Linked DNA regions of Homo sapiens: all the other regions are linked to region 1. The links are chromatin contacts, found by Hi-C or POLR2A ChIA-PET in ENCODE. All regions are on one chromosome and are shown on one strand. The core of a region is the stretch at or near the end of the contact, and the rest is flanking DNA. Distances in the headings are between cores, read along the strand shown.

Evidence for each region. A loop is a pair of places that touch in the nucleus more often than their neighbours do. ChIA-PET counts read pairs that join two places held with the same protein, here RNA polymerase II (POLR2A). Pooled maps may share reads with other maps.
Region 2: a pooled map shows a loop between it and region 1 (5-fold over the local background). The contact joins the promoter of LXN here to the promoter of RSRC1 in region 1. A Hi-C loop is called at or near these places in 1 of 168 maps with a recorded cell type or tissue (CD8-positive, alpha-beta T cell), 2 of 37 single-sample maps with no recorded cell type and 8 of 50 pooled maps. POLR2A ChIA-PET finds 5 or more read pairs at or near these places in 2 of 52 experiments (PC-9 and T-cell).
Region 3: a pooled map shows a loop between it and region 1 (2.9-fold over the local background). The contact joins the enhancer-like site here to the promoter of RSRC1 in region 1. A Hi-C loop is called at or near these places in 5 of 50 pooled maps.

The regions. Positions count from the first base shown.
Region 1 is chr3:158,108,546-158,112,541 of GRCh38, reverse strand. RSRC1 (arginine and serine rich coiled-coil 1) reads right to left here and starts at 2,453. Exons shown (of 10, transcript NM_001271838.2): 1 at 2,319-2,453. RefSeq lists enhancers at 1,880-1,929, 1,791-2,290, 2,140-2,489, 2,291-2,792.
Region 2 is chr3:158,671,392-158,675,918 of GRCh38, reverse strand. LXN (latexin) reads left to right here and starts at 3,271. Exons shown (of 6, transcript NM_020169.4): 1 at 3,271-3,569. The coding sequence starts at 3,441. All of the region lies in intron 13 of GFM1 (G elongation factor mitochondrial 1), which reads right to left. RefSeq lists enhancers at 2,898-3,087, 3,398-3,447, 2,869-3,461, 3,888-3,947, 3,462-4,054.
Region 3 is chr3:158,723,159-158,727,241 of GRCh38, reverse strand. The region is part of intron 1 of RARRES1 (retinoic acid receptor responder 1); the gene reads left to right. Among named protein-coding and RNA genes, the nearest start is that of RARRES1, 7.3 kb to the left of the region's middle. Within about 2 kb of position 1,766, at least 15 of the 41 ENCODE cell types and tissues checked have a DNase peak (open chromatin) inside an H3K27ac peak, as active enhancers do.

The sequences.
Region 1 (3,996 bases), core at 1,204-3,703:
AAAGCAAAAGGTCACCATATTTCTTTGTTATAGTTAACTTCAAACATTTATTCACAAAAGGGAGTGAATACTAACAGCAAATCACAAAGTAGATCCCAAAATTGTCTTCTCTATAAATGACAGGTACTGAAGTCCTACTCACCACCACAGACATAAACTTACCCCTGGATTTCCATAATATCATCAGCATGTAATTAAATATACTTGCCAATTCAAGACATGGTAATCAATTTATATTACATAGTCCTAGTAAGGAAGAATTCTTTATACTTAACTCCACCAGTAAGGTGCAATGAATGGAAAGACACATTGATAGTTCTTTCTGATAAGGGCAATGAATGATGAATGGAGCACAGGCTTTTAGAGTCCTACAAGCTGACAATTTTCAATCTATCTGTAGGTGAAAGAGACAACATGGGACAGAGCTCCTATAGCTCTTGGTTTCCTGTTCTCACTCTAGTTCTTCCTGGTTGTAGCCTCGTGGTTGCAAAACTCACCCAACAACTCCCACTACAGAACTGAAGCCATGGCATGTAATGACTACAGGAGGAGATCAATTTACAGAAATATCTTAATGTAAAGTTCACGTGCCTGATTGAAGAGGTAAAGCCAACATGTGGTCATTCAAGAAAAGAGAACTCAAAGGACTACACAAGTAGTTCCTTTGTCCAGTTATTGATAAGGGTACAAGAAGCAGTTATCTCTTTCAGAAAACAGGCAATCAGTTTGAAGAACAAAGATTTCCAAAGGACATGATAGCTTATAATTACTTCTCCACTACTCACTCAGTATATCAAACTATAATTTTCTTGATTCTGGACACATGGCCAGAAAAAGTGAAAACAATGGTTATTTCAATGGGAAATCCACCTCAAAGAAGAAAAGTAAAACTGGGGTGAAAACTAACATATTAAGAAATCCATAAACAAGTACACAACTCTTTATCTCAAAAGAGATAAAGAATTCTGTCAAAACACTTCTCCCATCACAATTAAAAACTTGCAAGCATCTCTCTTTTTAAAAAAGCATGATCAATCATAGGAATTTATCCCCAATGGTTTGAACATGAAAGCAGGAAATACAACTATAGATCTACTATAAACAACCCGCTTTCAGAACTTTTCCAATTCATAACACCCCTCTTTGTGAGACTGGTTGAGTTGGCAAGGCCAATTAACAGAAGGTGCCAGCTGTTTTTGTCGTTTCAGATTCTGACATTTTTAGCCCTCTTATTGAAAAACATAAAGTGTTATATCACTTAGCATGAAATCTTTGCCTGCAAAGAAAGTGAATATTTATAAACTCTAAGACTAGAGAGGCTCTTAAAGGATACCTAGTTTCCCCCAAGGTTGCAACTGTCACACCTGCTCCAAATCTTAAACCTGGGAACTCTGCTTACCTCCTTCACTTAGAACTTTTATAATACATCTAAGTTCAAAGATGACAACTCGAATGCTTTCTTGTGACAACATAAGACATTTGAATTTATTTATCTACTACCTAGTTAGCTGGAACACAATTGGGTTACTGCTAATTCTGAAAGTGTAAAAAAATATTTTTTTGTTTAGGTTTCCAGTGTGCATTTAAAGATACACAACCTCTGAGAGAGAAATTACGTCAAGGTTAACCTAAAATCAAGAGCAGGCAACATGCCTTACGGTGCATTGTAACATCTTGCAAAAGTAAACAGAGCCATATGCTCTTGGTCACATGCCACCAGTACAGAAGTCAAAGGAATATATAGTGTGTTTAAGGCGAGCATATTTATATTTCAAGAGAGGAACATCTATTTCACCCTGCACCACTTCTCTCAGCAAGCCAGTGTGAGCCAGAAAGGGTAGGGCGGAATCAGAAAGAGAGCTGGATCTAAGGCAGGGACAGTGGAGTGGATGGGATAGAGGGCACCAGAATCCAGCCTCCCTCTTGCTCCACCCTACCTAGAGCTAGTGAGGAAGCGCCAGGCTTATATTGCAAGATGAGCCAGGAAACCCAAAAGCAGCTATGAAGAACCAGGAACGTGGGGCGAGGGGAGGAGTCGGCGAACTCTCCGACATGTCCTCAAGACAGAAGGCCAAGCTTGAGGCCTGCGGCCACCCACCCACCCTACAGCCACCAGCCTTGACCCAAGGAGTCCGGAGCCTCCCAGGTGCGGGACGCATGCGCACGGTGACACTGCGCACGCCCCGAGGCCGCAGCCCACCCTCCACAGACACTGAGCCGCAAACTGCGCCAGGCCCCGCGTCGCCTCTCGCCGGATCAGGGCCTCGGAGCTCCGCAGCCACGGCTGCCGCTCCCCAGGCCCTGGTCGTGGGCATCACCTGGGTCCAGACCTTTGGGCTCACACCTCCCGTTGACGTGCAAGCGCCGCAGTCCCTGAGTCGTTTCTTTAGATCAGGGCGCCGCCGGCGTCCACCGAACTTGCTTCAGTTTAAGCTCAGCGCCTTCCTGGTTCTAGCGCCAGGCAGCTTCAGCCGAGATATCGAGTGCATCGATGGACGCTGCCAGGCGCTGGGAATGCCGAGGGAGTAGATTGTAACGCGGCCGATTTTTTGTTTGGCGTTTGTTTTGCGTGCCTGTTTATTTTGATTTTATTGTTACCAAAAGCAATAAAGGTGGGACTGGAGAGTGTTATTGTCTTAGTAGTCGTCGTTATCGTCATGGGTAATCAGTAAACAAATCTGCATCGTAGGAAGTTTTGTTTATGACACCTACCCGAAACAAAATTGGTTATCTCACGCTGGGGGAGGGGGAAACTCGCCCAACGATAATAAATCATGGGAGTGTGTCTGTATAGAGTCGTGTGTGATTAAATTGTAATGATTTATTTGCAAAAATGCATTAAAAGTCGGTGTTTCTTCTGCCCTGAAGGTGAAGGCACTCACAAGTTGAGTGCAAATTAGTTTCTCAGATTAAAGTAACTGGTTAGTAGAGGAATAGGAGAGAGCTGCCTGAGGCGAGGCGGGGAGCGGTTTCTTCTGAAAGAGAACTCAAATTTATAGGTGTGTGGAGTTTTTTTATTTAAACCAATAGAAATTAAAGAGACTCAGCATTTTCTGTAATTCATACTACATTACTTATTTTTCCTTACATGGAAATTTTTTCCTCATTTACTCTTAAGCAAAGCTAAAAAGATAAATAAATTGTTGGCCTGGGTTTTGGTCGACTATGAGAATCAACTCATTCACCACTGCTAGATAACCAAGCTACAGTTTTCCGCAGACATTTGAGATGGTGAAAAATCACCTCCACAATATATTTTTCGTAAATAATGTACCTTAACTAGCCAGTTTTGAGGCACCGTTTTAAAACTTAACTACTACAACACTACGTGTATATTTTAAATAATTCAAGAGCTGGGGAAACCCTTGGGGTCCTGAATTTTATTGGAACCTGTGCATCTGTCCACAGACTGTCAGCTGAGCTTTACCATAAATGCTTTTTTTTTTTTTTAAACAAAAACTGTATTTTGAAATGCCCTGTTTCTGGAAGATATTTGCTGTTTAATGAAACAACATCATTGGAACTTTGTGAGCATTTATTAATGTATGAATTTAAAACCTTGAAATATTTTTTAAAGTAACTTCCCTTAGGCCAGTGGAAATCTGTGGTCAGACACTAAAGATTTCTCATGGCTCCATCTGTTATCAACACTACTATTCCTAAATATGCAATGAGCCAAAAAGCTGAGATCATGGGAAAATTTATTGGTTTGAATTACACAATAGTTGTGTCTGTGACTTCCCTGATTACCTTCAAAGTGGTCATCTTTCCCTCAAGCTCAGTAGATGAAATATGACTTCAAACCTAAAAGTCATGTACTTAAAAAGGCAAACAAGTAGCTGGTGGGTCTCCTGATTCCTTAACCGACTTCTAACAGTGGTTATTTTTGAGTTATTTGTGAATATGTATTTAACACCTCAGTTTGAGAGCACCTTGAGCACCGTATCCTCTTAGCTCTCCCTATTACTGGCCCTTCTGCTAAATAATCTTAAAAAC
Region 2 (4,527 bases), core at 2,022-4,521, 560 kb before region 1:
CAACCAAAGTATCTGCACATTGTGTTAATTCATAATCATTTTATAATGTATAAGAATAAAGGTAAACTGAAACTCTCTTTAGTAACCAAAGCTCTGTATCATGTATTAGTCAGAAATTGTCCAATTATCCCAGGACTAATTGAACATTATGTAAGGGCCTGAAAGTTAACTGGAGATCTGAAAAATTATAATTTTAGTTAACACATTTGGTCTTTATAATAGAAGCATAATTTTATAAGATTAAAACTCCTTTAAAAGACATCTGTATTAAAATTTTATTTAAACACCATTTTATATTTTGTAATCTTATACAACTGATTGAATCAGTAACTTGTTTGGCCCATTTGATCAATATATAAAATTTAGAAAGTTTAGATCATGAAAAGATCAAATTCAGTTTTATATGAACTTGGAATATTTTATCATTATGTAATAAAACCTGGAAGACATATAATCAACTTTAAATAAATATTATTTTGTTACAGCTCACCCAAATTCATCTATTAATCAGAAATATTTTATACATTTTTAAAAATATAATTTATAAACTTTATATTCAAAAATCATTAAATCATGTTTAAGAGCTCCTCTTTTATCTTGAAAACTTGTTTTTTTTTTTTTTTTTTTTTTTTTGAGATGGAGTCTCACTCTGTCACCCAGGCTGGAGTGCAGTGGCATGATCTCCACTCACTGCAACCTCCGCCTCCTGGGTTCAAGCAGTTCCCTGCCTCAGCCTCCCGAGTAGCTGGGATTACAGGCGCCCGCCGCCACGCCCGGCTAATTTTTGTATTTTAAGTAGAGACGGGGTTTCACCATATTGGCCAGGCTGGTCTTGAACTCTTGACCTCGTGACCCACCTGCGTTGGCCTCCCAAAGTGCTGGGATTACAGGCGTGAGCCACTGCTCCCGGCCGTAAACTTGCTCCTTATAAACATAATAATAAAGGCTATTTAAGTTCATTTGACCACATTAATTTTTACACATTTTTTAAAGCACAATGATTTTTTTCTTAGACATTTTTGGCTGTTTATTTGGACTAGATATTCCTGGACTGCACATATAATGACAGAATGACTTAGTCTCATGAATCATCTTTCAAATTTTTAATGAAAGAAAATGAGAAACAGGAAAAGGTGAGCTACAGCCAGTTTTAGACAAATATGAAATTATCACTGTAAAACGCTAATTATCTTTTCTTTTCAAGGAGAGAGGAAAAAGCTTAAATATAAGCCATGTTATTAATAAAAAACCTTGAAGTATGGAAATAAAATATGGGCAGTCTTCTACTTAAAATGCTCTTAGACAAATAAGACAAATACTGTTCTCCGAAAGTCTTATTTTTTTATTTCTGGTGTTCTTCTAAAGTGTCTCTCAAATGAACAGTCTTCTTCATGTCAAAGTTCCCCAAATTTCACCAATTCTTTGGTAAATTTATCCCAGGAGACAGTGTAAGTTCGTATCTGACAACCCCATCGAAAATTGGCTGATATTCTGTATTTGCAAAAATATTGCCATGGGTGGGTCAGGGTTTAACAAATGCTGAACTAAGAAACGTGGAGAGGCCAGGCACGGTGGCTCATGCCTGTAATCCTAACACTTTGGGAGGCAGAGGAGGGAGGATTGCCTGAACTCAACATGGTGAAACCCCATCTCTACTAAAATACAAAAAAATTAGCCAGGTGTGGTGAAGTGCACCTGTAGTCCCAGATACTAGGGAGGCTGAGGCAGGAGAAATGCTTGAACCTGGGAGGTGGAGGTTGCAGTGAGCCGAGATCACGCCACTGCACTGCAGCCTAGGCAACAGAGCGAAACTCTGTCTCCAAAAAAAAAAAAAAAAAGGTCATGTGTGAAAGACAGTGTCTCGCAAAGCAAATTTCTCATACACGGACAAGACTGAGAAAAGTTTCATTGACATTTGATACAAGATGATGGGCAAGCAGACAGATGGTATTTAAAGGCAAAGTCAATCAGAACCCCCAAATCCCAGGAGACAATAATAAGCATGAAACTGAGGCCAAAGTCCAGAATCCAGATTTACTGCAGAATCTACATAATCAGAAAGAGATACACCTCAAGAGTCTTGGGTGTGTGCATTACTACCAAGTTAAAGGTCCTGGCCAGGCATGGTGGCTTATGCCTGTAATCCCAGCACTTTGGGAGGCTAAGGTGGGTGGATCACCTGAGGTCAGGAGTTTGAGACCAGCCTAGCCTAAACCCGTCTCTACTAAAAATACAAAAAACTAGCCGGGCATTGTGGTGGGCACCTGTAATCCCAGCTACTCTGGAGGCTGAGGCAGGAGAACTGCTTGAACCCAGGAGGCGGACGTTGCAGTGAGCCGAGATAGCACCATTGCACTCCAGCCTAGGCAACAAGAGTGAAATTCCATCTCAAAAAAAAAAAAAAAAAAAAGAAAAGAAAAGAAAAAAAGGTCTCAATCCAGGCAGCGAAGACCTTGGCCAAACTTTGGTAGAATCTCCAAGTTATCCTAGCCCAATTAACCTAAGACCACCAAGGATAAACCTGTACTTCTACAAAGTCAGGTTTATAGGCCCATTGCAATGAGGTAGACCACATACCAGAGAGAGTGCTTTGTATAAGTTCAGTTTTTAAGTTTATTTTAATCCTTGAAGTAAAATATTCAAAATGACTCAAGTTGGAAGCATGGCGTTACATCAAAACTTATCATTTTAAGATTAGTAAAGGAGAGGGGTACAGGTGCATTTTTTTATTTCTCCTGATCCAAATTACATAATCTCCCAATTTAATACTATAGTTTGCAGATTCTCATACTTTGATTTGGGCAGAACTGGTCCAAACCCACAAAAAGCTGAGGATGAGCAAGCCTCTTCCTGGACTCTCATAAGGGGAAGGGAAATGAAGGAATCGAATCACTACCTGGAGTACTGTGTACCTTGCCCTGCCAGGGACGCTGCATGCGGTGTATAAGGAAGTTGTGCTCCAGTATGCAAGCGAAGCAACCAGACTTTTTTCCCATGGACAGGAAACTAGAGTCTTCAGAGATGTCCTATATCAGCGAAAGCCCCACCCTGCACTTCTATAAAGGTTAATGAAACGAAAGATGCAATCCCAGCGAACCTAGCCCACTGACTCCCTCCCCACACCTCCACCTGCTGGTGCCTGACAAGCATGCTGGCCTCTCCTCCAGTAGGAACCAGCAGGCGGAGTAAGGAAGCCCGCTGCAGGCAGTAGTGGGGCGGGGCCTCAGAAGCAGTCAGCCCAGGGCTCTCGGATGCAGGGAGCCTGGGCCCAAACAGCAGCTTCCGGAGTCGGAAGGAGCTGAGGAAGAAGACTGACTGAAGGAGCTTGCGACTTTTCCGCCTCGGCAACCGGACCCAGCAGCAAGCAGGACGGGCGGCGCTCTGCTACTGGTCCCGTTAAGCCAGAGTAGCCCAAGCCCTGAAGTCACTGCTCATCCGGAATGGAAATCCCGCCGACCAACTACCCAGCCTCCAGGGCGGCCTTGGTGGCACAGAACTACATCAACTACCAGCAGGGGACCCCGCACAGGGTGTTTGAGGTGCAGAAGGTCAAACAAGCCAGCATGGAGGTGAGTTTAGCAGGGGGTGGTGGACAGCAGAGGCTTCAGGATTGCGCTCCCTCCACTCACCCGCGGTCTCAGCCTTTGGGTGCAGACACTCCGTGCCACCCCCTACCCACCTTCTGTTTTAGGACACACTGCTGGTATCTGGTCTTGAGATATTAAGGTTTCTGGGGGAATGTCTATACTCCAGTCTCTGGAGACAGCCCGGGACTGTTTTCACCTTAAGGCAGAGACAAAGTTTTTACGCACACAGTTACAAGAAAACGGGAACACGCTCTAGGTAAGGGGCAGCACTTTCCTTAAGTGTAAACTGTAGAAACCATTCAAAAGACTACTAAGGCTGCCACGTTTCTCATCTGCTACTCTGATCTGGACCAACAAAAGCTCCCATCTTCCAAGACTCTATTGCCTACATTTTAAGACAAATCCTTATCAGACCCTTTGACCAAAATGAAGGGGGAAACAAACAGCAAGAGAAACTGACAATCAAAGTCAAAGAATAAAAGCACTGTGGGCTGACGCTGGCCTTTAGCCACCCAAACACCGCTACCACATGACTGCCTTAAATGATGTGCACCCTCTGCTAAAGGCTTGAATTAAATGTTTAAGGCCTCAGCAATCACTAACGAGGTTTGTTTTCATTTTACGAAAATCTACTGGATTTGAGATTATCCCTTATTTATCTGACAGAATTTTAACTGCTAACAGTCTTTTAGAGGTGACACAGTAGATCTTATTTTGAAACTGTACCAGATAACAGAATTAGGTATAAATTTTCAATCTGTATCTTGATTTAAAAGTGAAATACCATTTCTTAGTCTTATATAATTTGTTAATCATTTTGCAGTTTCACTAATGTATAAGTAAAAACAATACTTAATTGTATTAAGTCTCCAATTGCTTTGCAGTAATCTGCCTCAAAATGAAATTCACATTCATTGAACATTATTTGGAGGGTACACTG
Region 3 (4,083 bases), core at 517-3,016, 620 kb before region 1:
ATATAGGGCCAAGGCCATTTAACTGGAGCTCCTTCCAGTCTGCACTGGTCATTTCTTACATTGTTATAAAGGAATATCTGAGACTGGGTAATTTATAAAGAAAAGAGCTTTGATTGGCTCATGGTTTTGCAGGCTCCCCAGGAAGTGTGGTGCTGGCATCCGCTTCTGGAGAGGCCTCAAGGAGCTTACAATCATGGCAGAGGGCAACAGGGAGCCAGCATGTCACATGGCAAGAACGGGAGCAAGAGAGCAAGTGGGGAGCTGCCACACCCTCAAACAACCAGATCTCAGAGCAAGAATTCACGTATCACCAAGGGGAGGGTGCCAAACCATTCATGAAGGACCCACCTCCATAATCCAGTCACCTCCCACCAGGGCCCCCTCATCTCCAAATTGGAAAGCACATTTCAACATGAGATTTGAAGAGGACAAACATCCAAATCATATCACAGTCTTTCTAGCAAGAAAACACACCCATGGGGAATCGTTTGTGGTTTCCATTTTTGTTTACTTATGGTGGAATGAGCTCTCAAAGAATATGCTGAACAACCCTCTGCTTTTACTTTTCCTTGCCTAATCTCAGCTTATTAACACCAATTCAACAGCTAAATTTCTAAAGCATTTAACTTGACTTCATGGACATGACATCTTTGTTTGTACCCGCTCTTCACCAGTTTACAGAATATTTACTTATGTAATGAGGTACTAAGTACATCTGATATATGCAAGTTTGGGAGCAAAGCAGCTGGCTTTGGGTAAGCATCAGGCCAGGCCCATATAGGCCACTAGGCAGGAGCCCGTGCTCGGGGGTTCAGTCCACCGTGGGTCTGACAGCAAGCATGGAGCCCTGTCCACTAGGCCACAAGGCAGTTAGGAGAGCACTTACTCTACTATGAAAACCTTTATTCCTTTGTGATTTCTCAATCTATAAAGCACATTAATACAACATAATTTAATTACTGCTCTTGAGGTCTTCTCTCCATTAATGTCAATAATTTTGAGGTGATTCAGGAGACTAGGAAAGCAAAACATTAAATTGTCCATTGAAACAAAAACTGGAGAATTAAAAAGGCTGCAATGAACATAGAGGGAGAAGATAAGTAATAAAATACTCAAGTGAACTAAGGGAGAAGATAAGTAATAAAATACTCAAGTGAACTAGTCTTAATTTTCATGTAAGGAAAGCTCCTAAGGGCTTTTATAGGCATTAGGAAAGAACAGCAGGGAGGGGGATATTTGCAAGATAAACTAGGATCTCTTCAGTGCCCTCACACTGCCCTAAGGATGAAACATAACAATTCTGAAAGCACAGAAGAGACAGGCAGGAATCTCTCCTTCCAGGCAATGTTTGTGCTGAAATAGCACAGATGTGCCTACGGTCTCCACCCCATCACCCACCACAGCAGCCATCCGGTCTGCAGACTCTGATCGCAGAGTCTGGGTCTAGCATGGGGTGAGAAAGGCCACTAGGTCCCGGGGTTAAAGCTTTGACTTTGACCTCCTTGGCACTTTGCCTCAATCTCCTAAGCTAACTACACCCGGATGAGCTAGCCAGTAGGAATGTTTTTTTTACCATTTTATAATAAATTGTTTTTAAACCACAATTTTTTTTTTACCAGCCCACGACATTTTCCACTTGGCTTTCCACATGTGGAGTCATAGCCAAGGATGCATGTAATCACAGAGCATTAGTAATGTCCCACATCAAGACCGGCAGTGGTGGGTCATGACTGTTAACTGCCAGAAGTCTGGCTTGGCTGCAGACTCATCCTTTAAGGACCTAGGTTGTTCTGCTGGAGACTGCATGTAAATAATCAGCCCACAACGACTGACATTGTGAGGCATGGAAGGTTATACATACACACACACTCGCCCAAATCCAACCTGAAACTTGATCTCACTTGCTGTTAAGCAGTGTATCGCCCCAGAGATGTATGACACTTATGTGACCTCGGCATTTATTTGCCTTTTTGGATGGTGCCTCAGTTGAAGAATGTTTCACAGAGATAGTCCCACAGTGGCTGGAGACAGTAGCCATAACAAATCCACTCTGGCTGACTTGCTATGGTTGTTCAGGATGTCCCTAGCCAGAAAAATCAAATTACAAAAGGAAATCTTCGCCGGGCATGTTGGCTCACACCTGTAATCCCAGCACTTTGGGAGGCCGAGGTTGGAGGACTGCTTGAGCCCAGGAGTTCAAGACCAGCCTGGGCAACGTGATGAGACCCCATCTCTACAAAAAATAAGTTAGCCACATGTGGTGGCACGTACTTGTAGTCCCAGCTACTTGGAAGGCTGAGGTGGGAGGATCACCTGACCCTGGGAAAGTTGAGGCTGCAGTGAGCCCTGATTGCACCACTGCCTTCCAGACTGGGCTAACATAGTGAGACCCTGTCTGGAAAAAAAAAAAAAAGAAAGGGAGTCTTGTACCATGGCTGTGTATAGGATGTATGTGATCCGTGGTCATCCCAAGGGCACATGCCCACACAGAACATGACATTAAGGATCACAGTAATTCTGTATTGGTATTGTGTCCTATTGCTGCTATAACAAATGACCTCAGATTTAGTGAGTTAAAACAACACAAACTTACTCACTTATGGTTCTGGAGGGTAGAAGCCTGAAATGGGTCTCCCTGGGCCAAAATTAAGGTGTCTGCAGGGCTTTGTTCCTTCTGGAGGCTCTAGAGGAGAATCCATTTCCGGCTTCTAGAGACCACCTGTGCTCCTTGGCTCATGACTCCATCCTCCATCAAAGCAAACAGCATAGCATCTTCTGATTATGACACTACTGTCTGCTTCTCATAGGACCCTTGTGATTACATTGTGCCCACAGGAATAATCCAGGATAATCCCATCTCAAGATCCTTAATCACATTGGCAAAATCCTTTTTGCCATGTAAAATAACATAGTCACAGATGCCAGGGATTAGGCAGTGGACATCTTCGGGCAAGGGCTGTGGGGGGGCATTATTCAGCCTACCACACCCCGTGTCCAGGCTGGCTGTGAGCTCCTGCAAATATTTACCATTCTGCCCGACATATGCCGGTACCCAGAAAATGCAGCTCTTGCTCCCACCTCCTGTCTTGCTGACCTCTGCAGCCTTGCTAACCTCACATGTGAACCCACCTGCCCTCTCCTCTCTAGCTCAGTACTCGACCATAGGCTGCTTTGTCAAAGCTCCTGAACAGCCAATTTTCTTTCCACTCTGCCCATGTGCTTGCCTATCCCAAACGAGACGGTCAGCTTCTACAGGGCGCAAGGTATTATATCATGTCTCTATCTCCTTCATTGCACTAGCACATGGCCTGCTAGAGACAAATATTAGATATTTGTTAAATTAAATGAAGGTAGCTGGAAGGGTGCTGAAATCACTGAGGCACCTGGAACAGGGAGACAGGCCAGGACCCAGCCCATTCCCATTGCTCCCAGCAGGAGAAAAGGAGACCTGAAGCCTCATGTCCTGCTCTCAACCAGCCTTTTCTGATTATCCCCACCTGAGGCCAGAGGGGACCTGGAGGGGGCAGCTGCCTCTGGCCACTTCCACTCGCTTCCTACCCCAAATCAAGAACGTGGGACCCAGGGTTGGCTGAGAGAGAGGACACACAGTATTCTGGCTTTCCTCTCCATTGCTACTTAGCCTGAGAAAGCAAAGCATTCGCACGCAAAGAGCTCCTTGGGCCCCACTGCCTGGGCCTGATCAGAAGGTAACTGACTTCTGTTCCATAAACTGTATTTGCTTTATCTGGCCTTGCCCGAGAGAAGGAAAATGCAATAAAATGATTCCAGGGTATAATATAATATACTGATGCTGTCTCCATCTGGAACATAAGGATAGCACAGCAATTTCTATGCACAAATGAGTTGTTTACTTATCTCCAACCAAGCCTGACTCATAAAAGTAACCTTATAAAATGACGAAGTTTGCTTTTACTGGAATAGCCTGACATTTATGTTTTCTTATCAAATGTGAATGCTGGAGGCGACATTTAGGAGCTGAGTCTGTTAGACCAGTGAGTCCCAAGATGCGTGGAGGGAGACTGGAATTACCTGTGAGCTCGTCCCCACCCACCCACTGCCAGC